Linked DNA regions of Homo sapiens: region 2 is linked to region 1. Evidence: chromatin loops called from intact Hi-C (ENCODE). Cell type or tissue: MCF 10A. All regions are shown on one strand. Each heading gives the region's core, and the rest is flanking DNA. Links, peaks and the distances in the headings are about the cores only.

The links. Hi-C counts contacts between places; a loop is a spot of excess contacts. Peaks named below come from ENCODE experiments on the same cell type or tissue, not always from the same donor. Only the 100,000 strongest peaks of a DNase experiment are listed, where the experiment ranks them.
Region 2: a loop joins it to region 1, with 6 times the contacts of the local background. A loop is called at or near these places in 3 of 110 quality-filtered maps.

What each region holds. Positions count from the first base shown.
Region 1 is chrX:18,865,289-18,881,556 of GRCh38, forward strand. It overlaps the pseudogene HAUS1P2. Among named protein-coding and RNA genes, the nearest start is that of PHKA2-AS1, 17 kb to the right of the region's middle. RefSeq lists enhancers at 6,593-7,094, 7,095-7,594. In MCF 10A, for the core only: no CTCF peak of the experiment used is centred there; a DNase peak (open chromatin) is centred at 8,013.
Region 2 is chrX:18,699,587-18,715,322 of GRCh38, forward strand. It overlaps PPEF1 (protein phosphatase with EF-hand domain 1), which reads left to right and starts at 8,059. Exons shown (of 16, transcript NM_001377996.1): 1 at 8,059-8,240. The coding sequence starts at 8,195. In MCF 10A, for the core only: no CTCF peak of the experiment used is centred there; DNase peaks (open chromatin) are centred at 2,285, 2,555, 3,295 and 3,395.

The DNA of each region.
Region 1 (16,268 bases), core at 5,068-10,067:
AATTTTATTTAACTCTATATAATGTGTTACTTTCCAACCTGACTGGCATAACACCACTGGACAGAGAAGAAAATCAAAATATTGCTAGTGAAGTGGCGGAAGTGGCAGCTATGGAGCTGCTGGAGGAGAGAGAAACATTGCTGTGTGGTTAGAAAAAATATTTGGGCCGGGCTCGGTGGCTCACGCCTGTAATCCCAGCACTTTGGGAGGCTGAGGCGGGCAGATCACAAGGTCAGGAGATTGAGACCATTCTGGCTAACACAGTGAAACCCTGTCTCTACTAAAAATACAAAAATTAGCCAGGCATGGTGGGGGGCACCTGTAGTCCCAGCTACTCGGGAGGCCGAGGCAGGAGAATGGCTTGAACCCGGGAGATGGAGGTTGCAGTGAGCCGAGATGGCGCCACTGCACTCCAGCCTGGGCAACAGAGTGAGACTCTGTCTCAAAAATAAATAAATAAATAAATAATAAAAAAAGATATTATATATGGAGATCATCCCATTCCACAGTATGAGGTGAACCCACGGACCACAGAGATTTTACATCACCTTTCAGAACGCAACAGGGTCCAGAACAGGGATGTCTACCTGGTAATAGAGGACTTGAAGCAGAAAGCAAGTGAATACCAGTCAGAAGCCAAGTATCTCCAAGACCTTCTCATGGAGAGTGTGAATTTTTTCCCCTGCCAATCTCTCTAGCACTGGTTCCAGGTATCTGAATGCTTTGGTTGGCAGTGCGGTGGCCCTTGAAACGAAGGATGCCTCACTAACTAGTTTTATCCCTGTAGTGAATGATTTGACCTCTTACCTCTTTCGTACCAAATCCAAAAGTGAAGAAATCAAGATTGAACTGGAAAATTTTGAAAAAAAATCTAACTGCAACTTTAGTATTAGAAAAATGTCTACAAGAGGATCTCAAGAAAGCAGAGTTGCATCTGTCTACAGAAAGGGCCAAAGTTGATAATCGTCATCAGAACATGGACTTTCTAAAACCAAAGTCAGTGGAATTCAGATTTGGAATCAAGGCTGCAGAGGGAGCAACTTTCAGCCAGAGGCATGGATGCTTCTCTGTCTCATCAGTCCCTAGTAGCACTGTCAGAGAAACTGGCAAAATTAAAACAACAGACTATACCTTTGAAGAAAAAATTGGAGTCCTAGTTAGATTTAATGCCGAATCCATCCTTGCTCAAGTGAAAATTGAAGAAGCAGAGTGAGAATTAGATAGCATTGAAGCTGAACTTACAAGAAGAGTAGACATGATGGAACTGTGACAAGAGCCAAATAAACAGCCTTTTCCCTAACAAAGTAAATTGAATAGGACTTCACAGAGTTCTTTTTCCTCTTGGCATTTCTTAATAACAAAATTTTCTGTGTTCTTAGATTACAGAATATCATAATTGATAGAATATGGTTTCTAACTGTATTTCATTTTTGTGCCCAAATACATCGTTTTCATAAAAAAAAATCAAAATATCTTACCCCAAAATATGTGTTTTTTTGCCATATTTTGAAATGGCCCTGCAAAGCCATCTTTGGTGGGGGAAAGTTTGCATCTGTAAAGAATCTCCATTAACATAACTAGATCCTCCCCTTCCAGACCCTCCCAATCCTGAAGAGATAAACTGAGAGTCTGGCACCTTTTAAAGGTCTGAATAGGAAACATTTGCCATCTATTGTCTCTAAGGGCATTCATCTGTGACACTTCCTAGCAACCTTGGTCTCCACAACCCCTTATCTTAACCCAGACACTCCTTTCTGTTGATGCCAGGTCTTTAGATAATAATTTAACTCTTTCAACCAATTGCCAATCAGAAAATCTTTGAATCCACCTGTGACTTGAAAGCCCCCCCACTTCGAGTTGTCCCACCCTTCCAGATCCAACCAATGTATATCTCACATGTATTGGTTCATGTCTTATGTCTCCCTAAAACGTATAAAACTAAGCTGTAACCCAACCACCTTGGGCACATGTTCTCAGGACTTCTTGAGACTGTGCCTCAGGCCATGGCCACTCATATTTGGCTCAGAACAAACCTCTTTAAATATTTTATAGCGTTTCACTCTTTTTGTCTACACTCCTGGGTTGCAGTTCTTATACTTGGCCCAAATAAACTCTACTCAGATGAATTTTGCCTCAGATGCTGGGCGCATTGGCTCACGCCTGTAATCCCAACACTTTGGGAGGCTGAGGCGGGAGGATCACTTGAGCCCAGGAGTTTGAGACCAACCTGGGCAATATAGTGAAGACCTCATTTCCAAAACAAATAAAAGAAGTATTAAAAAATGTGCCTCAGCTTCTTCCTTTTAGGTTGGCAGTTTTCTCCTTTAGTTCATTGATGCAAAGAGTCATATTGCTGGGTTTCTTTGTATTGAAGAACTTTCTAATTCTGTTGTTCAATGCCAAAGTCTGTTTGCTAATATTTTATTTAGACTTTGCCTCTATATTTATACATTTAGTTGAAGCTGAGGATCTGTTATTGTTGGAATTACCATTGTCTGATTTTGGTATTTAAGTAACGTTGGCTTTGTAAAATAAACTGGTGAACTTTGTATCTTTTTTTCCTACTTTCTGAAATAGTTTAAATTGTTGCTACTCAAAGTGTGGGCCAAGAACCAACAATATCTGCCTCACCTGGAGCTTGCTAGAAATGCAGAGTTTAGGGCCCCGCCCCAGGTCTATTGCATCCGAATCTGCATTTTATCAAGAGTCACAGGTTATCAGTGTACACATTCATTTTGAGAGAAGTGGGTACAAATACCATTAGTCTCCTTTGTCCACTAAAGGTTAGATAAAACTCAGCCATGGGTGATGCAGTCCTGGTGCCTGTTTCACAGTGGATTGCTACTCCCCTTCCCAATCTCTTCTGTGATCATTGCTCTATTTCAGTAATTGGTCTATTTTGGTAACTTCAATTTTGCAAAGAAATCATCAATTTCCTCTAAATTTTTCAAATTTACTTGTTACTGCTTCTTAAGATTTTTTTAAATTTGTAGTTATGTCACCTTTCTGACTCCTCCTCTTGTGAACTTCTGCCTTCTTTCTCTTTTTCTTGATCTGGCTTGTAAGAGATTTGTCTCTATCGTTAGTCTTTTCTTTTTCTTTCTTTCTTTTTTTTTTTGAGACAGAGTTTTGCTCTTGTTGCCCAGGCTGGAGTGCAATGGTGTGATCTGGGCTCACTGCAACCTCCGCCTCCCAGGTTCAAGCAATTCTCCTGCCTCAGCCTGGCTTAGCCTCCCGAGTAGCTGGGATTACAGGCATGCACCACCATGCCCAGCTACTTTTTTTGTATTTTTAGTACAGAAGGGGTTTCTCCATGTTGGTCAGGCCTCAGGTCAGGCCTCGAACTCCCGACCTCAGGTGATCGCCCACCTCGGCCTCTCAAAATGCTGGGATTACAAGCATGAGCCATGGCGCCCAGCCTCATTAGTGTTTTCTAAGTACCAGTTTTACATTTATTTATCCTTTGAGATATTTGGGGGGAGGGTATTTGTTTTCTATTTCACTTGTTTCAGCTTTTATCTGTACACATCTCGGCTCACTGCAAGCTCCGCCTCCCGGGTTCACGCCATTCTCCTGCCTCAGTCTGCCCAGTAGCTGGGACTATAGGCGCCCACCACCATGCCTGGCTAATTTTTTTGTATTTTTAGTAGAGATGGGGTTTCACCATGTTAGCCAGGATGGTCTCGATCTCCTGACCTCGTGATCCGCCCGCCTCTGCCTCCCAAAGTGCTGGGATTAAAGGCGTGAGCCACCACGCCCGGCCTTTTTCCCTAATTTCTTATGATTGGTATAGGTTATTAATTTTTAGAAATTTTTAAAAATAATGAAGGCATTTAAAGCTGTAAATTTTCCTTTAAGCCTTGCTTTCACTGTGTGGTCAGTTTTAGTGTGAAGTGTTCTTTTCATTAGTTTCTAGACAGTAATTTCCCTTTTAATTTCCTCTTTATTCTTTTTTTTTTTTCTTTTTTGAGATGGAGTCTCGCACTCTGGCCCAGGCTGGAGTGCAGTGGCGCCATCTCGGCTCACTGCAAGCTCCGCCTCCCGGGTTCATGCCATTCTCCTGCCTCAGCCTCCCAAGTAGCTGGGACTACAGGCGCCTGCCACCAGGCCTGGCTAATTTTTTGTATTTTTAGTAGAGATGGGGTTTCACCATGTTAGCCAGGATGGTCCTGATCTCCCCATCTTGTGATCCGACCGCCTCAGCCTCCAAAGTGCTGGGATTACAAGCATGAGCCACCACACCCGGCCTAATTTCCTCTTTATTCTAAGGAGTTTCCAGGAGTGTTTCGTATTTTCCACATTTAAAATATTTCAAACTTCAAATTTTCACTCTTTTATTATTCCTTAAAATTTTAATAAGATTTTCCCTGTGGCCATGTACCTAATCTATTTCTGTAAATGTTTCATGGACATATAAACAAAATGTATGTTTTCCATTTGAAGAATGTAAGGCTCTCTATGTACTTGTTACACTAAATTGTTGGTTGTATCAGTCACTTTGTCTTTGCCCTTACTGACTTTTTTGCTTATTAGGTATATTCAGTTCTGAAAGAAGTGAACTGAAACACCCTACTAAAACTGTATTTTGGCCAGGCGCGATGGCTCATGCTTGTAATCCCAGCACTTTGGGAGGCCAAGGCAGGCAGATCACTTGAGGTCAGGAGTTCGAGACCAGCCTGGCTAACACGGCGAAACCCCATCTCTACTAAAAATACAATAATTAGCTGGGCATGGTGGCGGGCGCCGGTAGTCCCAGCTACTGGGGAGGCTGAGGCAAGAGAATTGCTTGAACTTGGGAGGCAGAGGTTGCAGTGAGCCGAGATTGCACCACTGCACTCCAGCCTGGGCGACAGATGGAGACTCCATCTCGGAAAAAAACCAAAACTATATTTTTATTCTGTTTGTATTTCTATATTTTTTCATTTTATGATTTTAGTGTCTATGTTATTTAGTGCACATAAGTTATGAATGTTATATATTCTTAATTGTACATTCTTATTATACACAAGTTCTTCTTCATCCTGTTTAGGGTTTTGAACTTCAACTTTCTCCATACCTCTGCTCTTCCTGCTTTCTTCTTATTGGCATTTTTCTGATATCTTTTTGGCATATTGTTTTCAATTTTTCTCTCTCATTTTATTTTTGCATTTTTCCCTGTGAGCAGCATATACCTGGATTTTTACTTTTAACTCTATCTGATAATCTCTGTCTTTTCTTGAGTGAATTCAGTTTAATCACCTCTGGTAAGTTGACTGATATACTTGATTTCATTTTATTCATCTTACTCTATTAAATTGTTGGTTTTTTTTCCTCTAATTTTTCTAGTTAAATTGCCGCTCATTCCATTTTCCCCTTTGTGAATACCTACTGTTGTTAGACTTTTAATGTGACTTATAGGTATATGGGCTTTTAAAAAAAGACTTTATGTGAGATTTTAAGTGATAAAGTAACAGATACATTCATGGAGTTGAAAGACAAGTTGGTGTCCTTTTGACTGTAACTCAAGTGATCTTTCCACAATACCAGGGCTTTGGAGCAAAACCAAAAATTTCCTTTTTTTCTTTCTTTTTTTGAGACGAAGTCTTGCTCTATTGCCTAGGCTGGAGTGCAGTAGTGCAATCTCGGCTCACTGCAACCTCCACTTCCCGGGTTCAAGTGATTCTCCTGTGTCAGCCTCCTGAGTAGCTGAGATTACAGATGTGCACCACTACACCTGGCTAATTTTTGTATTTTTAGTAGAGACAGGGTTTTGCCTTGTTGGCCAGGCTGGTCTTGAACTCCTGACCTCAGGTGATCTGCCTGCCTCTGCCTCCCAAAGTGCTGGGATTACAGGCATGAGCCACCACACCCAGCCCCAAACCAAGCATTTCTAACTGAAAAACATGGCTCATGCTCAGCCCAGCTTAGGGTCAGGGTTATCACTCTATCTGGGCACAAATCTCATCTTGAATTGCAGCTCCCACAATTCCCATGTGTTGTGGGAGGGACCCAGGGGGAGGTAATTGAATCATGGGGGCTAGTCTTTCCTGTGCTGTTCTCGTGATAGTGAATAAGTCTCACGAGATCTGGTGGTTTGATAAAGGGGGCGTTCTCCTGCACACGCACTCTTGCCTGCCACCGTGTAATATGCCTCTGCTCTTCCTTCATCTTCTGCCATGATTGTGAGGCCTCCCCAGCCACGTGGAACTGTGAGTCCATTAAACCTCTTTCCTTTATAAATTACCCAGTCTTAGCTAGTTCTTTATTAGCAGTGTGAGAACAGACTAATACAGGCCCTTACCCAGTCATTGACCTAGAGGGGCTGGACTGCCATAGCGGGATCGCAGCCCCTGATGACTCCCTTCCTGGGGTCCCTGGGCCTGTGGGGAGGACAGCCATCCTAACAGGAGCCTATCTGGTGTTGTCATTTTAGAAAGCCTTCCGGAGAATGTACTTGGAGCTCCTAATAAGATATCTCGGGCCAAGGAAAATGTCACATTTCTTTGCTCTTGGCAGGAATCCCAGCTCCTTGGCTTGGGAGCACCCTTTCTCCCATGCTGAACAGAAACTTCATTTGGCCATTATGTTCATTGCCAATTAATAAATTATAGGAGAACAAATTAATTTACTTATCACTTGCAGCTTTGGAGAAAAACTCGTTCAAAGCAGGGAAAGTGGGGTGATAAAAAGATCCCTGCAGGAAAAACGTTGGGGATCCCCGGGGCCACTTACATGTTGGGTCTGAGTGGGTGAAATCACTCTTCATTACAAAGCTCTCAGAGGATCCGCAGCAGGGGCACCTCGTCCACAACCCCCGCCCCCCTGCCCCCAGCTGGCCTCCAAAGATTGTGGTGAGGTTCCAAATGAGGTGACAACATTGGAACTTGCTGCATCCTGAACGTGTGCACTGAGTGATGAGGGTGCTGGCGCTCTGGTTGTGGGGACCCTGACTACACAGCCCCGGGTGTGGCTCAAAGTGTCAGTCTCCCACTGCCTACCAGTGCTACAGACCCCACCCTGCAAATCTCCTAAAGGGAGAAACCTGCTCCCGGCTCCAAGCACGTGGTTGCAGTAGGAACACCTGGGAACACACGAAAGCGTGCTGGGTGGGGTCAGGAGGCTCAGCTCTGTCTGCTTGGGCTCACCGCTAATGTGTGTGAGCTGGGGCTTGCATTTCCTCGCCTACAACAAAAGTGACGGACAGAATGCAGGGAAGGCCCAGGTAGCACCCCTATCCTGTGAGTTCTGCCTCCACCTGCACTGCTGCCTGTGGGTTGTGTGTGAAGCACGTGAGGCCCTGTCCCTCAGTGCTCAGCGATGCCGCGGGTGGTCTGAGATGATGTTGGTGGTGATGGTGATGAAAACTCACACACTAGCACTTCTACCAAGCCCATTGGTATTCTAAGGGTTTCACCCATATTAACTCATTAATCTTCACAACCAGCCTATGAGGTTACTGTTATTATCACTCCTATTTTACACAGGAAGAGACAGACACAGGTGAAGCCACTTGTCAACATTGTGCAGCTGGTACGCGGTGGGGCAGAGCCCAGTCAGGCTCCGGGGCCTGTGTGTGGGCACTACTGTGCGCTGTCTGCTGTGTCCCGGTAGCCGAGTTAACCAAAAGCAGCACAGAGATCATGAAACTTCATTCTAACCTGAGCTTTCAACCTCCTCCCTCTCATCAAATTTTACTTAAAATTTCAGAAACTAGCAAGAGTCGAAATGGCCCGATGTCCCCTCCTTCTGTTTCCCCTGCCGCTTGTCCCCATGGCCCTGGGGGCATCCGCAGGAGGGAGGTGCCCCTGGGGCTGGGGAGAGGATTCTCCTGGCGTTTGCTCTTTTTCCTGGCTGCCCAGGTACACTCTTAGCCATGTCCAGTCCTCAGGCTTTCCCCAAAAGGGAGAATAACGGGAGCATGGGCCAAAATCCTGAGTGAAATATAAAGGCCCCAGATAAAGCAATTATAAATGGAAACTCTGAGGCTGTGATTCACTCAAGCAACATGACTCATGTTCTGCTGAGGTTTCCGTGAACAATATGTTCACAGTCTGATTTAATTATAGCCTAGATTTACTGCTGCCTCGGGGAGCCTCCGAAGCTCACCCCATCCCTCACTACCCCCAGCGCGGCGCCTGGTGAAACGCCTCCCAGTGCGAGAGTGGGAGCAGGCACTGGAAATGGTTTTCTGCAGGTGCTATGTGTCACATCGTGCACAGTGGACAGCTCTTGGGACCTCAGCTGGGCGGGGAGGCAGAGTCGTCAAATAAGTTAGAGCTCTGGGGTACAGCTCAAGCCCCCGGGGATGGGGGGGATTGTGCTTCCTGGGCTTCCCCTCCGTGCAGGGGCTCCTGCAGAGTTGAGGTTTGTCAGCGCCGAGTGTGGGCGCCTAGAGTGATCGATTGAGAGAGAGAATCCAGTCACAGCTCCCTCACGCGAGGGTGGAGGGAAACCCGGGGCTGCCTGCCGAACTCGGGGGCGTTCTCGCGGGGACCCGATAACACCGGACAGAAAATGTCCCACTTCTCATCGCTTTGTGCTTTCAGTGAGAACCCCCCCGGAGGTACAGCATTTAAAGGGGATAATTTCAAACGTGGTGATGTGGCCACAATTATATCCTCGTTATCAGACAAAAACTGTAGGTCCCCTCCCTCTGCAAAGCACGAAAGCATTTGTGTGTATTTCAGTGTAACAGAATGCTGTCCCCCAGTATCTGGTGCCATGTGCTCTTTCCACGCCCCCCGCACCCCGGCCCTGTTTGCTTGAGTAACCAGAGTGGAAGAGGGCAGCCCACTACTGTGGGCTTTAGTGTTGTCAGCTAAAATACAGGCCGCCCCGTTAATTTGCATGTCACATAAGCGATGCATAATAGTTTCATTTGCGCATGTCCCAAATATTGTCCGGGACATGCTTGTGCTAAAACCAGATTCCTTGTTGACCTGAAATCCAAATTTATTTTTTGAGACGGATTCTCACCCTGTCACCCAGGCTGGAGTACAATGGCACCATCTCAGCTCACTGCAACCTCTGCCTCCCAGGTTCAAGCGATTTTTCTGCCTCAGCCTCCAAGTAGCTGGGACTACAGGCGTGCGTCACCATGCCTGCCTAATTTTTGTATTTTTAGGTAGAGATGGGGTTTCGCCATGTTAGATCTCCCAAAGTGCTGGGATTACAGGTGTGAGCCAGTGCACTGGGCCTTAAATCCAAATATAACTGGGTATTTTTTTGTTTTTTTTTTTTTTTTTGAGGCAGAGTCTCACTTTGTTGCCCAGACTGTAGTGCAGTGGCGTGATCTTGGCTCACTGCAACCTTCGCCTCCCAGGTTCAAGTGATTCTCCTGCCTCAGCCTCCTGAGTAGCGGGGATTACAGGCGTGTGCCACCATGCCCGGCTAATTTTTGTATTTTTAGTAGAGACGAAGTTTCACCATGTTGGCCAGGCTGCTCTCGAACCCCTAACCTTAAGTGATCCACCCCCACCTCGGCCTCCCAAAGTGCTGGGATTACAGGCCTGAGCCACCGTGCCCGGCCGGCGTTTTGTATTTTTAGTTGTCAACTCTGGCAACCCTACATGGACTTTGAAGTCATACAACCTGATTTCAGATGCCCCTCTGCCATCAAGGGTATGGGAAACTCTGGACAAATGACATGGGCATTCGGAGCCTCCATTTATCGTAACCACAACCACATCCCGGGACCATAGCAAAGATGAGAGCGAATGTACGTGAAGCACGTAGCACAGGAAGCGGTATCTCGTTGTAGTGGAAGCTGTTGGCCCCGCTGCATCCCCTTTATTGGCCGGTGCACTCATCCTCCAGCTTCTAGGAATGTTGGGTGCCAGCAACGCACAGCGACCCCCTTTCCTGGTGCATTGCCCTGGACTGATGGGAGGTGCTTGCCTAAGAGCTTGTGTCCCATCCGCGTCCCCCCCAACTGCCCCCATTGCCACCCGCGGGCAGCCAGCAGTCACTGGCTAACTGATGGCAGAGGCTGCTTTTATCTTGCAGTGCTCACTCCAGAGCCCCCTGTGGCGTCGGGCTGGCTGGGTTCCACCTGATGCCACACCCTGCTCAGCTCCTTCCCCTGTCACTCTTGCTTCCTTCCAGGCTGCTCCCTGGAGCACACTCTTGGCATTTCACTTGTACAACATGCCTGGCCCTGGCACGCTGCTGGTGCTGGTGTGCACACTGATCACATAAGCTTGTGAGCATTCAGCGCTGAAGGCCAAGGATGCCTTGTGCTCTGAGAATGGGATCTGCTTGGGGGCAGGAGAGACTTGGGGTCGGGGTGCGTTGCTGGGGAACAGACAAGGGATCTGTCGCCTCCTGGGAAGCTGGGAAATGGTGTGGGGTGGGGCGACTGGGAGAGGACGGCCAGGGACAGCTTCAGGCCTGGTGTCCTGCAAAACCTGACACCTAGCAGATGGGAAGATGCGGCTCAGCTACCTCCTCCCGGAGCCAGGCTGAGGAGGTCACGTGGGCCCAGGAGGTTCAGCCTCAGTTGGGCTGTGCTTGGGGAAATAAATCATCAGGACTCAATGCAGAAAAATGACATGAATTAGGGGGCTCGTCTGGGTGCCACGCGAACCTCTCCCTGTCTCTCCACCTTGCAGGCATGCTTTTGGGTACCGACACATGTTCCTCCAGGAGGAGTGGTGGAAAGGAGGAATCCTTTGGCCTCCAACCCTGGAAGAAGGTGTATAGTTTTAAAGGGCAAGGCTTGGCTTTGAATTGCAGCTCTGCCACTTCTTTCTCCTTCTCTCCCTTCCCTTCCCTTTTCCTTCTCTTCCCTTTTCCTTCCCTTTCCCTTTCCCGACAGTCTTCTCTGTTGGCCAGGCTGGAGTGCAGTGATGCACTCTCTGCTCATTGCAATCTCCACCTCCCCGAGTTCAAGAGATTCTCCTGCCTCAGCCTCCTGAGTAGCTGGGACTACAGGCACGTGCCATCATGCCCACTTAATTTTTGTGTTTTTAGTAGAGATGGGGTTTTACTATGTTGGCCAGGCTGGTCTCGAACTCCTGACCTCAAGTGATCTGCCTGCCTCGGCCTCCCAAAGTGCTGGGTTTACAGGTGTGAGCTACTGCACCCGGCCCCATCTCTGCCACTTCTATACAGGCGCTAGAATCCAGACCAGCTTCTGAATATCTCTAAGCCTCAGTTTCCCTGTCCACAGAAGGGGGTGATATGCCTTCTCTCAGAGAGGTGGCGTGAGGAACAAATGGCATGTGAGGGATGAGTGTGCCTAGGATATGGGGAATGGATGTTCTGCTTGTTTTCTTTGCCCTAGAAGTCACTGTATTTCAACCTGAATTTCCAAAGAACATTGTCAGACACCTAAAGAGAAGATCACTTGAAGGAAGTTGAATTTTGATATTTGAAGTTTAACTGTTTTGCCACTCACAGTACAGTTACTTTTGTTTTTTTTTTTTTTTAAAGACAGAGTCTTGCCATGTTGCCCAGACTGGTCTCAAACTCCTGGGTTCACACCATCCTCTTGCCTCAGCCTCCTGAGCAGCTGGGACTAAGGGTGCGTGCCACCACACCCAACTAATTCTTAAATTTTTGGTAGAGATGAGGTCTCACTATGTTGCTCAAGCTGGTCTCAAACTCCTGGGCTCACGTGATCTTCCTGCCTCAGCTTCCCAGATTGCTGGGATTGCAGGCATGAGCCACGGTGCCAGGTCAATTGCTTACATTTTAATGGCCAAAGGGAAGAAGTTGTTCTCTAACTTCTGAAAGTGTTCGGAAAAACTGCAGAGCTTAAATGACTGCTGAGAGATTTGGGATTCTGAACAGACACTGCGAGGAGCCAGAGTTTGGGGGTTGGTGACCTGGACACAGCTGCCGCCACTTTCTGATGGAGAGAGGGTCCTCTGAGTGGAGCTAGTGGCAGAGGTTGTAGAGCCCAGCACCACTAGGAGGGATGGGAGGTCCCTGAGGAGGGAGAACAGGCAGGGTCCCACTTGGAAGTACCGCAATGGCTGTGTCTTCCTTGGTCCTTCCAGGGCGTTGCTGCTTGTGATTCTTTGCTTTCCCAGGGTCCATGTGGGAGGAAACAGCTCACAGGTCATCAATGAGACATCGGAGAGAGCCGCTAGGTGTTGTGGCAGATGAGGCAGTGCCTCCACGTGTGCTCATGGGCACTCCCGGTCATGAAGAGTGACCCACCTTGGCAAGGCTCTGGAGCTTGGTGGCCTTTGACATCCCGACCCAGAGCCTATTCAGGATCCCAGTGTCTCCTTGGATTTGGAGACACTCATTCATTCCCAGCAATGAACACCAAGCTTTTCTCATTCCTTTGGCTTGTACAGTACAGACCCCTCAGCAACTGCGCTCCATGCACGCAGCACTGTGTGGACTTGTTCCCCTGGTAACCACCTTCTATTCCCTATTACTGTGAGCTGGACTTTAGATTCCACATAGAAGAAGGATCACGTGATATTTGTCTGTGTCTGGCTTATTTCACTTAGCATAATGCCCTCCAGGTGCATTCGTGTGGAGGCAGGACTTCCTCCTCCATTTTTTTTTTTTTTTTTAAGGCAGAGTCTCGCTCGGTCACCTAGGCTGGAGTGCAGTGGTGCAATTTTGGCTCACTACAACCTCCATCTCCGGGGTTCAAGGGCTTTTCCTGCCTCAGCTTCCCGAGTGGCTGGGATTACAGGCGTGCGCCACCACACCCAGCTAATTTTTTGTATTTTTAGTAGAGACAGGGTTTCGCCATGTTGGCCAGGCTGGTCTTGAACTCCTGACCTCAGGTGATCCGCCTGCCTCGGCCTCCCAAAGTGCTGGGATTACAGGCATGAGCCACTTTTTTAAAGAGACAGGACATCCAAGTCCGAGGAGACACTTGGATCCTGGGGAGGCTCTGGGTCAGGAAGCCAAAGGTCACCAAGGTCCAGGGCCCTGACAGGGTGGGGCACTCTTTGAGACCAGGAGTGCCCATTAGTACTCATGGAGGCACTGTCCCATCTGTCGCCCAGGCTGGAGTGCAGTGGCTTCATCCCAGCTCACTGCAGCCTCCACCTCCTGGGCTCAAGTGATCCTCCCTCCTCAGCCTCTTGAGTAGTTGGGACCACAGGCGTGTGCCACCACATCTGGGCCCACTCTGCCTCTGCTATGAGTGCTCTCCCCCAATGGCCATGCAGCCCTTTCTCTCAGCCCTTTCCAGTCTTTGCTCAGATCTTTTCTTCTTGACAAGCCTATTTAATACTGCTGCCTGACTCCCTCACTCCAATCTTTCTTTGAGGCCTGAGCCGGCCTCACTGTGGAATTGGCTGCATAACATCCCGATTTGTTAAGGTCGTTGCTTATCGTCTGTCTCTGCCTGAACTTAGGCTCTGAGATGGGAGGAATCACTGTTTTGTTCATGGATTCTCCCACGTGTCTAAATCAGTGCCTGGCATGTAGTAGGTGCTCAGTAAATACGTGTTCAATGCACTGACTGAGGAAACTGGAGCCCAGAATGATTATGTGACCTGCCCAAGGCCACCCAGCACACTGGGGAAGGAGCAGGGATGGAAGCCTAGACTCTGGTACCAGGATCAGAGCTCTTAACCACCGAATACTACTGCTCACCCAGTGACACCTGTGGCCTTTGGGTGACCTCCACCCCTCTTGTCTAGGTCTCATTAGGTTGGGCTGGCACCCTGTGTGCCCTTCAGTTTCCACCCAGGCTGGTGTCTGGGCTCTTTTGGGGGTTCCTGCTCCCACCTCTATATCCCTCCCAGGAAGTGGACTAGACTGTGTGGTCCCCACCAACTGTCCCCTCACTGCCTGTTACCCCCTCACTCTCTACCCTGTCAGAGGAGCAAGACGCAGCCAACTCCTTGTGACCTCAGCCTGGCCTAGGGGGTGGCTGGCAGCTATTAGAGTGGGCCTTGACTTTGAGAGACCCCTGAATGACATTTCACCAGCTCTCTGTGGCTGTGCCCCCAGTCCTTTGGCCTTCAGGCGAATCCTGCCACCTGTGAATTCCTCTTCTGTCAGTTTTGTCTCGGGGAGGGTCGAGGCATAATCCCAAGGTGCTGCGGGGTCCCCGTGAGAATGAAATGCTGGCCCTGGCAGCCTCTAAGCCTCATGCCCACAGCAGCAGCAGCATCCCCTCCATGTGTCTTCCCCACGCAGGAGAGGCACCAACCGCGGGGATGCCCTTGGGGGAAGCCAAGGAACAGACCTGCAGAAATAGTTCAGCAGAGGCCCCAGGACAAAGGTGTCCGCTCTGTAGTTCTTCTGGATTTGGGGGGGGAAAGTGATAATGATCACTGCAAACTCCATGCCTGTTTTTTCTTCCGGTCAACCTCTTATTTATTTATTTACTTATTTTTGAGTCAGTGCCTCACTCTGTCACCCAAGCTGGAATGCAGTGGCGCAAATCACGGCTCATTGCGGCCTCAACCTCCCAGGCTCAAGCTATCCTCCCACCTCAGAGTCTCAAGTAGCTGGCACTACAGGTGTGTACCACCACACCTGGCTAATTTTTATTTGTTAACTTTTTTGTAGAGATGGGGTCTCATTATGTTGCCCAGGCTGGTCTCAAACTCCTGAGCTCAGGCGATCCACCTGCCTCAGCCTCCCAAAGTGCTGGGATTACAGGTGTGAGCCACCTCGCCCAGCCCTGCATCTTTCTTTAAGGCTTAGTAAATAATTGAAATTTTAATACTCCAAGTGTGCGTGAAGAATCCCAATATGTATTCGCAAATTGTTGAGCAGACCTGTCCTCATGTCTGTCAGCTCAAGGTTGTTAACTGTGTCACTGAGATCTTCTATGTCCTTGATGATATTTTGGTCAGCTTGACCTACCAGTAGTAAAAAAAGATGTCTCGGAGCCTCCCACCAAGATGATGAAGTCATCTTGTCCTTGTACTTTTGTTAATGTTTCCTGCATTTATTTTGAAGTTGTTTATTGGATAAAGAAATGTTTAAAATGGAAATGTCTTCTTGGCAAATTTCATCTTTTATCATCATGTTATCCCGTTTCTCGTCCTTAATACCACTTTTGGTCCTGAAGTCTATTTTACCCAACAGTGACACAGGGGGACCAGCCCTCTTTCTGATAGCATTTGCCTGGCATGTCTTTTTTTGTCCTTTTCTTTGCAACCTTCTGTATCCATATGCCTACAAAGAGCATATATCTTTCTACATGAACCATGTAAACCCAATCTGTCAACATTTGTCATTTAACAGGGGTCTGGTCTCTTGACATTATTGTCACCATCGATCTAGGTAGCTGGTTTTGAACATGTTCATGTGTATGGTGGCTTCTCCTACCTGGTCCTTCCTGTTGCAGAGCATACGATATACACTGCTTTGCATTACAGACTTATTTTAGTTTGTCACGTTTTGTCTGGGTGACAAACAGATACACAGGCACTCCGTCCTGGCTTCAGGATGGAAATTCTGTGTTTCTATGTTTCTTGTCTTTTTTTGAGACAGAGTCTTGTTCTGTCACTCAGGTTGGAGTACAGTGGCGCAATCTCGGCTCACTGCAACCTCCTCCTCTCAGGTTCGAGTGATTCTCTTGCCTCAGCCTCCCCAGTAGCTGGGATTACAGGCGCCCTCCACTACACCCGGCTAATTTTTGTACTTTTAGTAGAGACGGGGTTTCACCATGTTAGCCAGGCTGGTCTCAAACTCCTGACCTCAGGTGATCCATCCGCCTCGGCCTCCCAAAGTGCTGGGATTACAGGCGTGAGACACCACGCCCAGCCTCTCATCTTGTTTTTGAATTGATCTCTTTCTCACCCCTTATATTCGAAAAGAACATTTGCATATTTCACATCCCAGAGTGTCTACTCCCTCACCTCAAATTCTATCATGCTGATTTTATCTAGACTTTTCATTCTGGGTAATTATTAATATATTTGCAGCCGGGGGTGGTGGCTCACGCCTGTAATTCCCAGCACTTTGGGAGGCCAAGGTGAGCGGATCAAGAGGTCAGGAGTTTGAGACAAGCCTGGCCAACATGGCGAAACCCCGTCTCTACTAAAAATACAAAAATTAGCTGGTCATGGTGGCGGGCACTTGTAATCCCAGCTACTCGGGAGGCTGAGTCAGGAGAATCGCTGGAACCCAGGAGGTGGAGGTGGCAGTGAGCCGAGATTGCGCCACTGCACTCCAGCCTGGGCGACAGAGTGAGACTCTGTCTGGAAGAAAAAAAATATATATATATATATATGATCTACAGATCATATATATATATGATCTACAGATCATATATTTGTATGATCTACAGATCATATATTTGTATGATCTATAGATCATATAGATCATATATTTGTATGATCTATAGATCA
Region 2 (15,736 bases), core at 58-5,057, 170 kb before region 1:
CCATTACTGCCATGGGCACTTTGAATTTTCAAGTATGTCTTTCTCCTCCCCTAAACTCAGCAAGATTACAGGCCAACTTTCCTTTCCCTTTCTGCTGATGAAGGGAGGTCATTCTCCCTTCACAGGTAGGTTCTCCAATAAGGAGCTACTGAACAGCTGGTGGAGTATAAATGTCTTATGACCCAGTGGCTGCTCCCTCAAACCCACACCTTTCTAGAACCAAGGAAAAATGTTTAGTTTTTCCACTTCTCTTAATTGTACCAGGTTAATGTAACGTTTTCTAAAAATTATCCTCAGTTTACCTAAAGAGTGCTTTTCTGCTCTTATTTACTGAAATTCTCTTTTCTATTTTGTATTGATGGCAGATTATGCACACAATAGCGTGGTCCTGCCCATGCGGAGCCTGGTCCCTTTGGAAGCAGTCACGTGGCCGCTGACTTTGCAGCCCATTACTTGAGTGCATCTCCAGGCCAGGAACAGAGCAGGGCTGGGGCAGAGAGCTGTGCTCACGGCCAGTGCATTGTCTCCCAGATTCGTGGCTCTGGGCTTGCCTTCCCGGCTGAAAGGCAAAGCAGCCTGGCCCTGTTCTAGTTATTTCTTTGTGTATATATGTTTGTTTATTTATTTAAGCAAGAGCTCTCTCTGCAGAGTGGGGTGTGTGTGTGTGTGTGTGTGTGTGTGTGTGTGTGTGTGTGTTTGTGTGGGGTGCTTCAGAGAGGGCTGAAATTGTACCTCTTTTCTTTCAGCCCTCTGCATTTCCCCAGAGAGAAGGTTTTTTTCTCGTCTTCATTTCCTTTGAAACACCTGGGGTGAGGAAAAACCTCTACATTGGCCAAGCAGAAGAAACAGGTAATATGTTTGTTTATTCTTAGGCATTTGGGGCAAGCAGAAGTCTACATCATAAACATATATCGTGTGGCAATGGAACAGGGAATGTGTACTCCTTGGAGTATATCTTACTGCTTTGCAATTTCTCGGAATGATTGTTCTCAAAAATGCTGGTTGTAAATCAGTTGCCATCAGTTGAAGAAGACGTACAGATGACTTGGCAATCTGAAGGATTGTGGCCTATTTCAAATGAACTTGATATTTGGAAAATCTCCACAGTCACTTGGATTGAGAGCCAGAAAATGAGGGAAGGGGTCCTTTGAGAAACCCTTCTAGGTCCCCTCAGGGAGTATTCTCCAAACTCCACTGCACACCTTCATATTTAGAAATCTTCCTTTAGTTCCCTTGGCGTCTTGTCGTCTTAGAGGTTTCTAGCTATCTGTAAGAATGGAACCAGAATTCCTTACAGTGTTCAAAATTCTCTTTAGTGATTTAGTTCGTATGCGAACTGATCAGATTGGATCCTGAAACCAAGGCATAGCCTTTTAGTGGGCAGACATTTTTGTTCTTTAATGATTAAACAGAGCGAGTCTTCAGTTCTGCCACTAATCAGCTACGCCAGGGAGTGTGTTATTTGAGTCTCAGTTTTGTTCATCTGTAACATGGTGATGACGATACTACCTTGAAAGTTTGCTGTGACAGTGAACTGAAATAATAGAAATATAAAGCACCCACTATGCTGGGTAAATAGTAGTCCCTTAATAAATAGTAGTGATTTTAGCTACTATTATGATTACTGGTATAGCATTCTTTCCGATCTTAGACCTCTCAAGGGAAAAGAGCCCATTGCTTTGCGACTCTTAAATTATACCAGAACCTGTAGGTACCCAAAGGGTTTAGTCTTTGGGAAGCCCCAGACAAAGCATTCTGAAGAAAGAGACTTGAACAAACACAGTGGGTTCCCACCCATGCATGGCCCCTCCTAACTCATCAGCTAAAAACAGTTGGTCTTTGTTCAAGCTAGTTTTTTCCCACCACTCAGTCCTCAGTACAAGTCAGTAAGATATGCATTATTATCACTGTTTTCTTATGAGGAAACTGAGGTACAGGGGAATTAATGACTAAGAGTTCAAACTCCTGTTGTCTGACTTCTAAACCCAAGGCTCCACTGGGCCAGCATTAGGCAGTTAGGAACAATAGTTCTTGAGATGCTTTACTTCAAAAGGGCCCCTTGCTAGGCTCTTTGGGAAATAGTGGTCAGCTCTTTCTGAGAGATTCACAATGTATGTTCATATATTAAAGGCTCTGAGAAGTCCTGCAGTAAAGAAACCTGTCCAGCTCTACATCCCCTGAACTTATTATGTAATAGTGGGACCTTTATTTTGGCCTTAGTCCTAGAATAATAAACCACATAGAACTATTCTTCCACAAACACACTTTGGAAAACCTGGCACCAGGCCACGCTGTTTCCTGATTACAATCATGTCTGATATACCAGCAGACACTTTCAAACACCTTCTGGTGGTCAGTATAGTTTCCTCCCTTTTCTTATCCTCTCATGTGGCGAGACCCAGGAAGAATCACCAGCTTGGTCTTACAGACCTCCCCTTACTCATTTAAGACCCCAGACATAAGTAATTGCTCCACTGTTCTACTGGAAAGGTAGTGATGGAAGGGAACTCTCTGGCACGGGCTGCCAGGGACTCCTCTGCCTCACCCTATGCCTCTGCATTATATTTAGGCCACAGACATCAGGCTATAAAACCTCTGTGGCAATGAATACCAAGCAGAATGCAATAGGGTGAGCCTGATGAGGCATCTGTTCCTCATGCTAGCACAATCTACGGGGGAAGAATTACACCTGCCTGCTTCACTCCCACTGTGGTGGTCGGGGGTGGGGGTAGAGGGTGTTGGTATCAGTTGAATGACTATGGGTTCCAGGTTTTCAGGACTAGAGCTAAAGCCAATTTCTTGCTAAAGCCAACATCTCTAGGAAAAGCTGAATTCTAGCATAGGAAACTACGAAACTGACATCTAGAATGCCAGAGAGGGTCGTGTCAGGGTGGCTGAGCCAAGGTGTGGAAGTTGGATAGAGATGAGCTTAGAAATCAGACCACCTTAAGAATGAACAAGAACAACTCGGGGAGGCTGGGCTAGTGGTTGGAGGGTGCTTGGTGGCGAACGTTAGTTTGTCCCCACGGCCTGTCTTTTGTACTTTCCTTGTATTTTCAGCATTGGAAGTGAAAGATTAGCATGAAAAAAATGGAAAATTATCAGTTCCACCCAGTCACCCCCAACACACACACAGTAAAAACCTTTTAGCGGAAGGCTTTCCTTTTGCAAATTATAAGTGAGTGCCAATGATGAGTCATTATTTCATGTTTACTCTTTAAAACCATCCTTGGTATATATTAGAAGGGACAGCAGCAATGGGCAAGTTTCAAGCTGTTTTTTTGCCAAGATCCACCCAGCGGCTCATGTTACCCACTAGGACATTCTTGGGCGTTTGTGAACCCTGTGGAAGCCCCCCACCTCTTTGAGCCTGAGAACCCTTTTCAGGCCTCAGGGAATCACTTCTTCAGAGACTTCTTCAATGCACTTAAACGCTAACAGAGGGTGGGAAATGGAAGCAGCTTAGATTTTACCAAGTCATGGAAAATCCCCAATCATTTTTATCAGCTTTACGTCAGAGATGTCCTCAAAGGCTCACGCACTGCTTACAAACTCACTTCCCTCTCTCCTGGAAGTCTAGGTGGGGCAGTACATGGGAGGGGTAAGTGGCATCTTGCTTTAACCAGCTCATATTTTGGTGAGAATGAAAAAGAACTGACTTTTTTTGTAACCTATTACCTGAGAGAAAAACAGTTAAAAATAAACTGATAATAATTATTTAATAATGTAAAAATTATTATAGCCAATTTTTTCTAATGGATAATCAAAAAATTCTAGAACATCATGTCTTTCCATCATGATTTTAAAACTTTCTTTAAAAATTATGTATAAGTACTACCCCTTTCTGATTTAATAAAATGCTTTTGTATAATTGAATAGCACCTACCTGTGCACAAAATGATGGATTAATAATGACTTTTAGCAACTAAATTTTTAAAGAACTCTGGCCTAGGAATATTGATTCCTTTGTTCATTCATTCATTCATTTAGCATTATCCAACATCTGCAATGTGAAAGGCACCATGTAGGTGCCAGAGATTCAAGGGCTACTTTGGAAGTTGCCCGTGGGGCTAATAGTCTAACAGAAATATACTCAAGTTTGATGCTTTTTAGTTCTTACTGAATCTTTTATATGCAGTTGTGTTTGTTGTGGATTAACTGAGGGGTGACTGAAAACCAAATGCCTCTGGAGAGATATTGAGACAGTGCTTTTTTTTTTCTGGAAAAAGAAAATCGAAATTGAAATATGTCAATCAGTCCAATCAGTGTTTATGGCCTACTAAATGCTCAATTCTTTTTTTCCCCTGTTTTCTTTTTTAAATTAAAAAACATACCTTTTTTTTTTTTTTTTTTTAAAGTCAGGATTTCACTCTGTCACCCAGGCTGGAGTGCAGTGGTGTGATCACGGCTCGCTGCATCCTTGACCTCCCAGGCTCAGGTGATCCTCCCACCTCAGCCTCCTGAGGAGCTGGGACTACAGATGTGCACCACCATGCCTGGCTAATTTTTTGTATTTTTTGGTAGAGATGGGGTCTCCCTATGTTGCCCAGGCTGGTCTCGAACTCCTGGGCTCAAAGGATCCATCTGCCTCAGCCTCCCAAAGTGCTAGGATTACGAATGAGAGCCACTGTGCCCAGCCCCAATTCTTATGTCTTCATAAAAAGGGGTGGAAAAAATAGCATGAGGATGGAGCGAAGCCCAAGCGAGATTTGGATACTGTTGGAAAATAGTGTTTCTTCAACTGAGATATGGGGATTCCTTGCATCAAAGTTCTCGGCATGGTGCACTTTAAATGTGTATTCCAAGGCACTGGACTTTTGAATCTGAGTATTGTTAGTAAAGCCTGGGAATCTGCATCCCCCCACCCCCAATAAGTCTTGTGAGCACTCGAGTTGGAGAGCACTGATCTAGGCACCTGGAGAATGTCACCAGGACTAGATGAATTCCTAGATGAACAGTGCCCCAATTTCAAAAATGAGAAAAGAATATATGCTAGAAGCCACAGACTTGATATGACCTCTGGAAAAATTCAGCTTGAAATAGATGGAGCCAAAGCATTTCTAGGAAAATGTGATCATCACTATGCAGCACCGTGGGTTTTCTAAAATACCGTCTCTATTACAGATTGTCAAACTTTGTTGTGTATTAGAATCTGGAAAACTGAAAAAAATCTTGATGCCTCATCCTCCACCCAGTACCAATTATGTCAAATTATCTGGGGGTGGGACTTGGGCATCAGTATTTTTTAAACCCCAAGAGATTCTGACTTAATGAGGTGCAGGCTGAGTACTGGGAGTTTGAAAAGCTCCCCAGGTGACACTCATATGCAACGAAGTATGACAAGCACAGGTCTATATGACATGGGACAAGTTGCTTAACTTCCTTGCACTTTGTGTAAATACTAGGTAATTTTAAAGGTCTCTCTCACCTTTAAACTTCTATGATTTTGTATTAAAAATGTTGCCAAATTGATTTCCTTCCTTTCTTCCTCCCCTGCCCTTCCTTCCTTTTCTCCTCCTCCTTCCCTCTCTCTTCTTTTGCTGGAATAAGCTGGAATGTCAAAGTATCAAAATATATACATATCATCATTTTATTAAAATATTTAGTAAAATTCTCCAGGATGTCTCACAGATAAATGAGAGTTATGATAGGTGAGTTTACCAGCTAACTGAACAAATGTGCTCAGCGAGTATGAAGGTAACGGATCTGTGGTGAACCTGGAGGATGGTTTGGAGTGGGATGCCACAGGGCTCATCCTGCCCTTGGATCTGATCTTGTTAATGTTCTTTAGCCATGATGTAGATAAGGAAGACACGAAAGAAATGCCTATCGAATTTGGAAATAAAGCCAAGCACGGTGGCTGATGCCTGTCATCCCAGCACTTTGGGAGGCTGAGGTGGGCACGTTGCTTGAGGCCAGGAGTTTGAGACCAACTTGGGCAACATGGTGAGACCCCATGTCTACAAAAAAGTACAAAAATTAGCTGGGCATGGTGGCGCATGCCTGTAGTTCCAGCTGCTCAGGAGGCTGAGGTAGGAGAATCACTTGAGCCCGGGAGGTGGAGGCTGCAGTGAGTCATGGTTGCGCCACTGCACTCCAGCCTGGGTGACAGAGCGAGACCTTGTCTCAAAAAATAAATAAAAATTTGGAAGTAACCCAAAGTTTAGGAAGGCTAATTCATTCAATACATAAAATAATCAGGTTCACCTCTGGTCAGAAAATCTGTTTACTAAGCTTATTGTTATTTTCAAAACATGGCCATAGTTCAAATATTTTGCTTATTTTAGTTTTCCCTTTCTTCAGTCGAGTTGAAATTTTGAAGCTTTTGGTGTAGTACCAATGGAAAGATAGATATGTCAGTTGTTTGCTGACTTTGTGCCTGTCAAGAAATGCAAATAGGGCTGGGCAAGATGGCTCACACCTGTGATCCCAGCACTTTGGGAGGACAAGGTCGGAGGATCACTTGAGCCCAGGAGTTTGAGACCAGCCTCGGCAACATAGGGAGACCCTGTCTCTACAAAAAAATAAAATTAGCCGGGTGTCACGGCACATGCTTGGGAGGTTAAGGCTGCAGCGAGCCGTGATTGTGCCACTACACTCCATCCTGGGTGACAGAGTGAGACCCTGTCTGAAAAAAAAAAAAAAAAAAAAGGAATGCAAATATATTAGATCAGGTTGGTTTGGAGCATCACAAAATAAAGGAAACATCACCCTAAAAAGTGACGTGACAGTATACTATGGAAAGGAATTTTGTTGAAAACTCCCGTGAAGTGATTATGGGAGTCAGGGAGCTCATGAGAAGGACTATAGAACACAAAGTTAGACTCCAGAGGGGCCTCAGCAGTGCCCAGAGAGCTTGTTTAAAAGGGCACTCTTGGCCAGGCACGGTGGCTCACGCCTGTCATCCCAGCACTTTGGGAGGCCGAGGCAGGTGGATCACCTGAGGTCAGGAGTTCGAGACCATCCTGGCCAACACAGCAAAACCCCGTCTCTACTAAAAATACAAAAAATTAGCCAGGTGTGGTGGCGCATGCCTGTAGTCCCAGCTACTAGGGAGGCTGAGGCGGGAGGATCACCTGAGCCTGGGAGGTTGAGGCTGCAGTGAGCTGTGATCACACCACTGCACTCCAGCCTGGGTAATAGAGCGAGACTCCGTCTCAAAAAATAAAATAAATAAAAGGACACTCTCACAGATTACAATTCCTAAATTTGGGGGGAGGTTTCAAACCTCCTTTTTTTTTTTTTTTTTTTTTTTTTTTTGAGATGGAGTCTCGCTTTGTCGCCCAGGCTAGAGTACAGTGGTGCGATCTCAGCTCACTGCAACCTCCGCCTCCTGGGTTCAAGCGATTCTGCTGCCTCAGCCTCCTGAGTAGCTGGGATTACAGACATGTGCCACCATGCTTGGCTAATTTTTGTACTTTTAGTAGAGACGGGGTTTCACCATGTTGGCCAGGCTGGTCTCGAACTCCTGACCTCGTAATCCGCCCGCCTCGGCCTCCCAAAGTGCTGGGATTGCAGGCGTGAGCCACTGCGACCGGCTGCCTCCTTTTTTTTAAAACAAATGTTCCCAACTTATTCCGCGAAATACTGTCAAAGAACTCACTTTGAATTTCAGCATAGCTGTTAAATATGTTGTTTTTGTCTCATAGTCAACTTCCAATTTGTGTTTTTAAAAGCCTAGATAGGTTGAATTACTTTGAGCTGAAAACCAAAACAGTTAATTATGTCAGCTCCTCCACATCCCATTCCCCATATTTAAATTAGAAAATCGTACACTCTCATATTTCGATTTTTCTTTTCATTTTGAATGCTCTATTTTATACAGAGCTGGATGTGACCTAGACATGGAGAAACTCATTTATGTCTAGCAGAGAAGCAGCCTATAGCTGCTCTGTAGCTGCTGCTGTGTTTTGGAAAATAAGCCAGGATTAGATTATGTCTGATCACTTTCCACATCACATGATGAACAGCGATTCAGAAGAAGCGTAAAATGAATCCTGCTGAGCAGCCCCTCAGCTACCATGTGGTTAACTGGCGGTTTCCTTCCCTCCCTCCTGTGTATTCCTCATTAGAATCTATGACTGAAGAGGATCGGCTAAGAGTGGTTCCTCGCAGCTTAAAGGGAGGCACTTTTCACACTCTGTCTTAAAATCAGAAGTTGAATTCATGAACACATATGATTTAGATAGAAGTCATGGGATGCAGCAGTTCTTCAACGAAAACCAGGAGATCTGACACATGTGAGTACTGGGAATGTGCCTGTGGTTATGAATGAAAAGGGGAAAATGAGCTGCCCTCACCCTCTTCTCCTTTCTCATTTACTCCCACGATGCTCAAGCTGCCCTGTGTGATTTGCACAAGGCATCGTTAGAGTAGCATAGGAAACTACATTTAGGAAGATGTAGCTTTGAATTTATGAAGTACCATAAAGTATTGTCTTAGAGATATTTTGTGTTTGATTTAATTTCATTCGATAATGTACCAATATAAAATCTCAATTTAAAACTCAGTGGCAGGGAACAAGAAAGGCAGTGTAATTTATATGTGTTTCTTCAATACTTTTATAAATAGCTATATCCCTACTTTTGTGACATTTAGTAGCATCATTGAATTTTTATTGGATTTTATAACTCAATGATCACATTATTTCTATATCTATTCAACACAGAACTTCATGAGATTTGCATCACGTTTTAAAAATAATCTAGGAGAATTGGGAGAATGCTAGATCATCTGTTTCCAAAAAAAAGGTGTATTGTTTCTAAATAGATGGCATGCCTTTCTGTACCCCCATATAATTAGAAGCTTAAATATTCACTTTGTTTATTTTGTACTGAGGTTCTTTCTCATGGCTATTGGCATCTAGTTGAAACAAACTTGAGCATTTAAGGGATAGAGTTTCCAACAAGCAAATTAAAATAAAAACAAGTAAATAAGCTGGGACAATTAATATGAGTAATTTGCTCTTAAACTCCACTTCTTTGATGTCTAGGTTATAGGTAATTCCCCCAACTTCTATTCCACGTCTTGCCTTTGGAAGTTTATTCAGGCTTAAGGTGGAGGGTTTAGGATGCAGAGTGTGCTATACTAATTAGCGTGGGATGTTTTACTTTGGGAATCAAATGTTATTCTCCTACCCAGCTGACTTGTGCTGATGATGTAGGAAACTCATCTCTGAAAGTAGGAAGGGACATAGGAGGTGTACTGACTCTTTCAAATCTTTAAGCATGTCATGAAATAAATCTTTCAAAAGCTCCATCTGAACTCTACTGCTGTAGTAGACGTTTATTAGCAGAGAGTAAAGAGAAATTATCTTTTTATATCTAGGATTACTCACAGTTCTTTAAATTTAGCCAAATTTCCTAGGTTAAAAAAAAAAAAGCCAAGTCCAACTTGTAAAAACAAATCCTCTCTCTTTTTGAAATACTTTTCAACTTTTAAAACATTGCATGTAAGTGGAAATATTAGCTTAGATTTTTGGATTGCTTTTTCTTTCAAATACCTGTGATTTATTGAGGTGAAATTCACGTAACATAAAATTAGCCATTGTCAAGTGAACAACTCAGCAGCAGTTGGTATGTTCACAGTGTCGTGCAACCACAACCCCTATGTACTTCTGAGACATTTCCAACACTCCAAAGTAAAACCCCTTATCCATTAAGCACTTTCTCCTCTCAGCCCCTGGCAACCACAAATCTATATTCAGTCTCTATGGATTTATCTATTCTGGACATTTCATGTAAATGGAGTCATATATTATGTGACCTTTTGTGTCTGGCTTTGTCCATGTTGTAGCATGTATCAGTACTATATTCCTTTTTATTGTGGAATAATATTTCATTGTATGAATATGCCACATTGTATTTATCCATTCATCAATTGATAGACATTTGGATTGTTTCAGCTTTGTTTTTTGTTTTTTGTTTTTTTTGAGACAGTCTTGCTCTGTCACCCAGGCTGGAGTGCAGTGGGGCGATCTCGGCTCGCTGCAACCTCCGCCTCCCAGGTTCAAGCGATTCTCCTGCCTCAGCCTCTGGAGTAGCTGGGATTACAGGCACACACCACCACACCTAGCTAATTTTTGTATTTTTGGTAGAGACAGGGTTTCACCATGTTGGCCAGGCTGGTCTCGAACTCCTGACCTCAGGTGATCTGCCCGCCTCGGCCTCCCAAAGCGCTAGGATTACAGGCGTGAGCCACTGTGCCCGACCTGTTTCAGCTTTTTGACTGTTATGAACAATGCTGCTGTGAACATATGTTTTCCGTTCTCTTGGGTATATACCTAGAAGTGGAATTGCTGGGTCATACGGTAGCTTTATGTTTAACATTTTGAGAAATTTCCAAGCTGTTTTCCCAAGTGACTGCACCATTCTACATTCCTACCAGCAGTGTATAAAGGTTTCAATTTCTCCACATTTTCAGCGATAGTTGTTATTGTCTGTCCTTTTGATTTTAGTCATCCTAGTGGGTATGAAGTGGTATCACACCATGGTTTTCATTTGTATTTCAGTAGTGACTAATGACATTGAGCATCTTTTCATGTGTTTATTGGCTATTTGTATATCTGCTTTGGAGAAATGTCTATTCAGATCATTTACCCATTTTTAATTGAATTATTTATTTTTATATTGTTGTAAGATAAATTTATATATTCTAGATACAAGTTTCCTATCAAATATGTGACTTGCAAATATTTTCTCTCATTTGTTGAATTCTCTTCATCCTTTCTTAATGGTGTTCTTTGAAGCACAAAAGTTTTTACTTTTGATGAAGTTCACTTTATTTTTTCTTTGGTTGCTTGTGATTTTGGTGTCATATCTAAGAATCCATTCCCGAGTCCAAAAAGATTTTTGCTCACGTCTTACTTTAAGAGTTTTGTAACAACTCAACAAGAAAAAAAAGATAACTCCATTAAAAAGTGGGCAAAGGTCATGAACAGACATTTTTTCAAAAGAAGGCATACAAATGGCTAACAAACACACGAAAAAAATGCTCAACATCACTAATCATCAGGTAAATGCAAATTGAAACCATAATGAGATACCACCTTACATACCGGTCAGAATGGCTATTACTAAAAAGTCAAAAAATAAGAGATGTAGGCAAGGATGTAGGGAAAAGGGAATGTTTATCACTGCTGGTGGGAATGTAAATTAGTACAACCTCTGTGGAAAACATTATGGAGATTTCTCAAAGAACTAAAAATAGAGCTACCAAACTACCATTTCATCCAGCAATCCCACCACGGAGTCTACCCAAAGGAAGTCATTATATCAAATAGATATCTACACTCTTATGTTTACCGCAGCACTATTTACAATAGCAAAGATATGGAATCACCGTAAGTGTTTTTCAATGGATGATTGGGTAAAGAAAATGTGTGGTGTATGTATATGTAAGTGTGTGTGTGTGTATATATGTGTGTGTGTGTATGTGTGTGTATATATACGTATATATGTATGTATGTGTGTGCATATATATATGTATATATATGTGTGTGTGTGTGTATATATATATATATGCATGCCATGGAATACTACTCAGCCATAAAAAAGAATGAAATCATGTCTTTTGCAGCAACATGGATGGAACAAGAAGCCATTATCCTAAGTGAAATTACTCAAAAAACAGAAAGTCAAATACCCCATGTTCTCACTTAAAAGTGGGAGCTAAATAATGTATACATATGGGCATCCAGAATACAATAATAGACACTGGAGACTCAGAAAGCTGGGAGGGTGGGAGGGGGGTGAGGTATGAGAAATTACCTAATGAGTACAATGTATGCTACTTGGGTAATGGTTACGCTAAAAGCCCAGACTTCATTATACATGTAACAAAATTACACTTATACCCCCTAAATATATATGTTTTTAAAGGCCAAAAAAAGTTTTGTACTTTTAGCTCTTACTTTTAGGCATTTGAACCATTTTGAGTTGCTGATTTTCACGTATGGTGTGAGGTAGGAGTACAAATTCATTTTTTGCATGTGGATATCCAGTTGTCTCAGCACTGTTTGTTGAAAAGATTGTTCTTTCCCCATTGAATCCTCTTAGCACCATTGTCAAAAATCAATTGACCATAAATGTTTATTTCTGGGCTCTCAATTCTATTCCAGTGATCTGTATGTCTTTCTTATGCCAGTACCAGTGTCTGGATTACTATAGCTTTTTTTTTTTTTTTTTGAGACGGAGTCTTACTCTTGTAGCCCAGGCTGGAGTGCAATGGCACAATCTCAGCTCACTGCAACCTCCGCCTCCCAGGTTCAAGTGACTCTCCTGCCTCAGCCTCCGGAGTAGCTGGGATTACAGGCACAAACCACCACATCTGGCTAATTTTTGTATTTTTGGTAGAGACGGGGTTTCACCATGTTGGCCAGGCTGGTCTGAACTCCTGACCTTGTGATCCGCCCGCCTTGGCCTCCCAAAGTGCTGGGATTACAGGCATAAGCCACCACGCCAGGCCTACTATAGCTTTTTTTAATAAAGTTTTGAAATTGGGAAGTATGAATTCTTCAACTTTGTTTCTCTTTTTCAAGATTATTTTGGCTATTCTGGGTCCCTTACATTTCCATATGAATTTTAGAATCAATGTGTCAGTGTCTCAAAAGAAGCCAAGTGGAATGTTGAGAGGGGTTGTGTTGAATCTGTAGATCAATTTGGGGAGTATTGCTATATTAACAATTAAATAATCTGATCCATGAACATGGGATGTCTTTCCATCTATTTAGATCTTTAATTTCTTTCACCAGTGTCTTGTAGTGTTCAGAGTATAAGTTTTACACTTCTTTCCTTAAATTTAACCTAGGTTTTTTATTCTTTTTGATGATATTATACATGGATTTTTGTTAATTTCATTTTTGGATTGTTTATTGCAAATGTTTAAAAATTGATTTTTGTATATTGGTCTTATATCCCAAAACTTTACTGAACTCATTAGCTCTAATAGGTTTTTAGTGGATATTTTAGGAATTTTTATTTACAAACCAGGTCATCTGCAAATATAGTTTTACTTGTTTCTTTCCAATGCCTTTTGTTTCATTTTCTTGCCTCCACTACAATGTCAAATAGAAATGCAAGAGTAGCCATCCTTGTCTTGTTCCTGATCTTAAGGGAGAAACATTCAGTGTTTCACCAGTAAGTCTTATATCAGCTGTGTCTTTTTCATAGATGCTCTTTCTCAGGTTGAGAAAACACACTCCTATTCCTAGTTTATTGATTTTTTTATTATTACAAAGTGGTGTTTAATTTTGTCAAATGCTTTCTCTGCATGTATTGAGATGATCTTGTGGTTTTTGTCCTTTATTTTATGATATGGCATATAATGTTAATTAAATGGCACATTATGTTAATTGATGTTAAGCCAACTTCGCATTCCTAGGATAAATCCCCTTGATCATGGTGTATAATGCTTTTTATATGCTGCTGAATTCAGTTTGCTGGTATTTTGTAGAGGAATCTTGCAACTATATTCATAAGAGATACTGATCTATAGTTTTCTTGTGATATCTTTGTCTGATTTAACTGTCAGGGTAATATTGGCCTCATAGAATGAGTTGGAAAGTGTTCCCTTCTCCTCCATTTTTTGGAAGAGTTCATGAAGAATTGGTATTAATTCTTTAAATATTTGGTAGAATTCATCAGTGAAGCTATCTGGGCATGAGGTTTTCTTTGTGCGTAGTTTTTTTGATTACTTATTCTGTCTCTTGTTATATGACTATTTAGATTTTCTATTCCTTCTTGAGTCATTTGTGGTAGTTCTAGGAATTTGCCCATTTCATCTACATTATCTAATTTGTTGACATATACTTGTTCAGAGTATTCCCTTAAAATTCTTTTTTTTTTTTTTTTTTCTTTACTGCTCCATTGCTCCTTATGGAGCAGGGCAAACCCATATGGAGTGCGTCCAGAAGAGCCATTTAAAATTCTTTTTCTTCTTTTATCTCTTGTTGGATATGCCAATCAAGGTTTATTATGAGTTCATAATAATAAATCTGCTGAAAGCTGATGCAGTGATGTTTACTTATATTTATTCATAGACAAACATTGTGTGCATAAAATTTTCTCTCATTCAGATATTTGGAAAAAATATAGAAAAGCAGTTGAAAATAATGAATACTCCCTCATCATTCCACTACCCAGAGATAATGACAACATTCTGATAATTTCCTTCAATGTATTTTTTGTATATTATAGATTTCTGATCATCCTAAATGTTAGTTTTTTGTAGCCTCACTTTCAGCACTAAAATGTTATGTAAACATTTCTCAAGTTGTTATAAATGCTTTGCAAACATCATTTTAGTCATTGCTAAGTATTTTATTTGGTGAATAGGCCATAATATGCTTAATTATTCTTCAAATATTGGACCTTTTAATACTAATATAAATAACACTTTGAAGAATTTCTTTGTGCAAAGCCTTTTCCTTATTTTGGATTATTTCTATATTCAGGTGATTAGATATGAAATTATCGTGTCAAGGGCTATAAATATTTTGAAAGCTCTTGATAGAAAATGATAGATATTATTTCCTGATTACTAACCATATTCCAAAGAGTGTTCAACATAATCTACATATGTTTTATCTAATCCTTGTAATAAACCTGAATAAAGGGTTATTATTCCTGTTTGTATAGTGGAAGCAGCTCATGCTCAGTGTGGTACTTGGTAAGTTTGTTTTTCGTTTTTTTGTTTTTTTTTTTTGAGATGGAATCTCACTCTGTCGCCTGGGCTGGAGCGCAGTGGCGTGATCTCGGCTCACTGCACCCTTCACCTCCCGGGTTCAAGTGATTCTCCTGCCTCAGCCTCCTGAGTAGCTGGGATTACAGGCGCCCACCACTATGCCCAGCTAATTTTTTGTATTTTTAGTAGAGGCGGGGCTTCACCATGTTGGCCAGGCTGGTCTTGAACTCCTGACCTTATGGTTCGCCCGCCTCGGCCTCCCAAAGTGCTGGGATTATAGGCGTGAGCCACCGTGCCCAGCCTACTTGGTAAGTTTATGCAGCTTACAGCTGGCAGAGTTGGGATTTGAATTCAAGGAGTTTTGATGACAAAGTATTTTTTGCTGTCACCCATTACACCATTTTATGCCACCTCTGAATGTTGCTGCTTCAGAAGCTAGCTTTAATTAAATTTACTTATATACAGTACCTTGTATTTGCATAGTGCTTTTCAAGTTGGCCAGGCCCTGTAACATACGTTTGATCCTCACAGCCTTTTGAAGGGTTGTTCTCAGTTTGCAGAAAAGGAAATGAGGCTTTGAAAGGCAAAGTGATTGCCTCAAGGGAACACAGCAAGTCACAGAGCCAAGGCTCGTGCTTGATTCCTGTTTCCACTGGTCTGACTAGTGTTAAGGGTTTTTTGTCCTGCTAGGTCGTTCCACCTGACCACAGTACTCTGCCTCTGGAGTATCACGGCAGTTTGAGAAAGCGTAACCTACATATAAAATCGAGGCTATTCCCTTTCTTGTGCTCTACCCAGCTTCCATGTAGAGAAGTAGCATCGGGCCAGGCGCGGTGACTCACGCCTGTAATCCCAACACTTTGAGAGGCGGGTGAATCACTTGAGCCCAGGAGTTTGAGGTTGCAGTGAGCTATGATTATGCCACTGCACTCCAGCCAGGACCACCACTGAGTGAGACCCTGACTCTTAAAAGAAGAAAAAGACCAGGCACAGTGGCTCACACCTGTAATCCCAGCACTTTGAGAGGCTGAGGTGGGTGGATCACTTGAGGTCA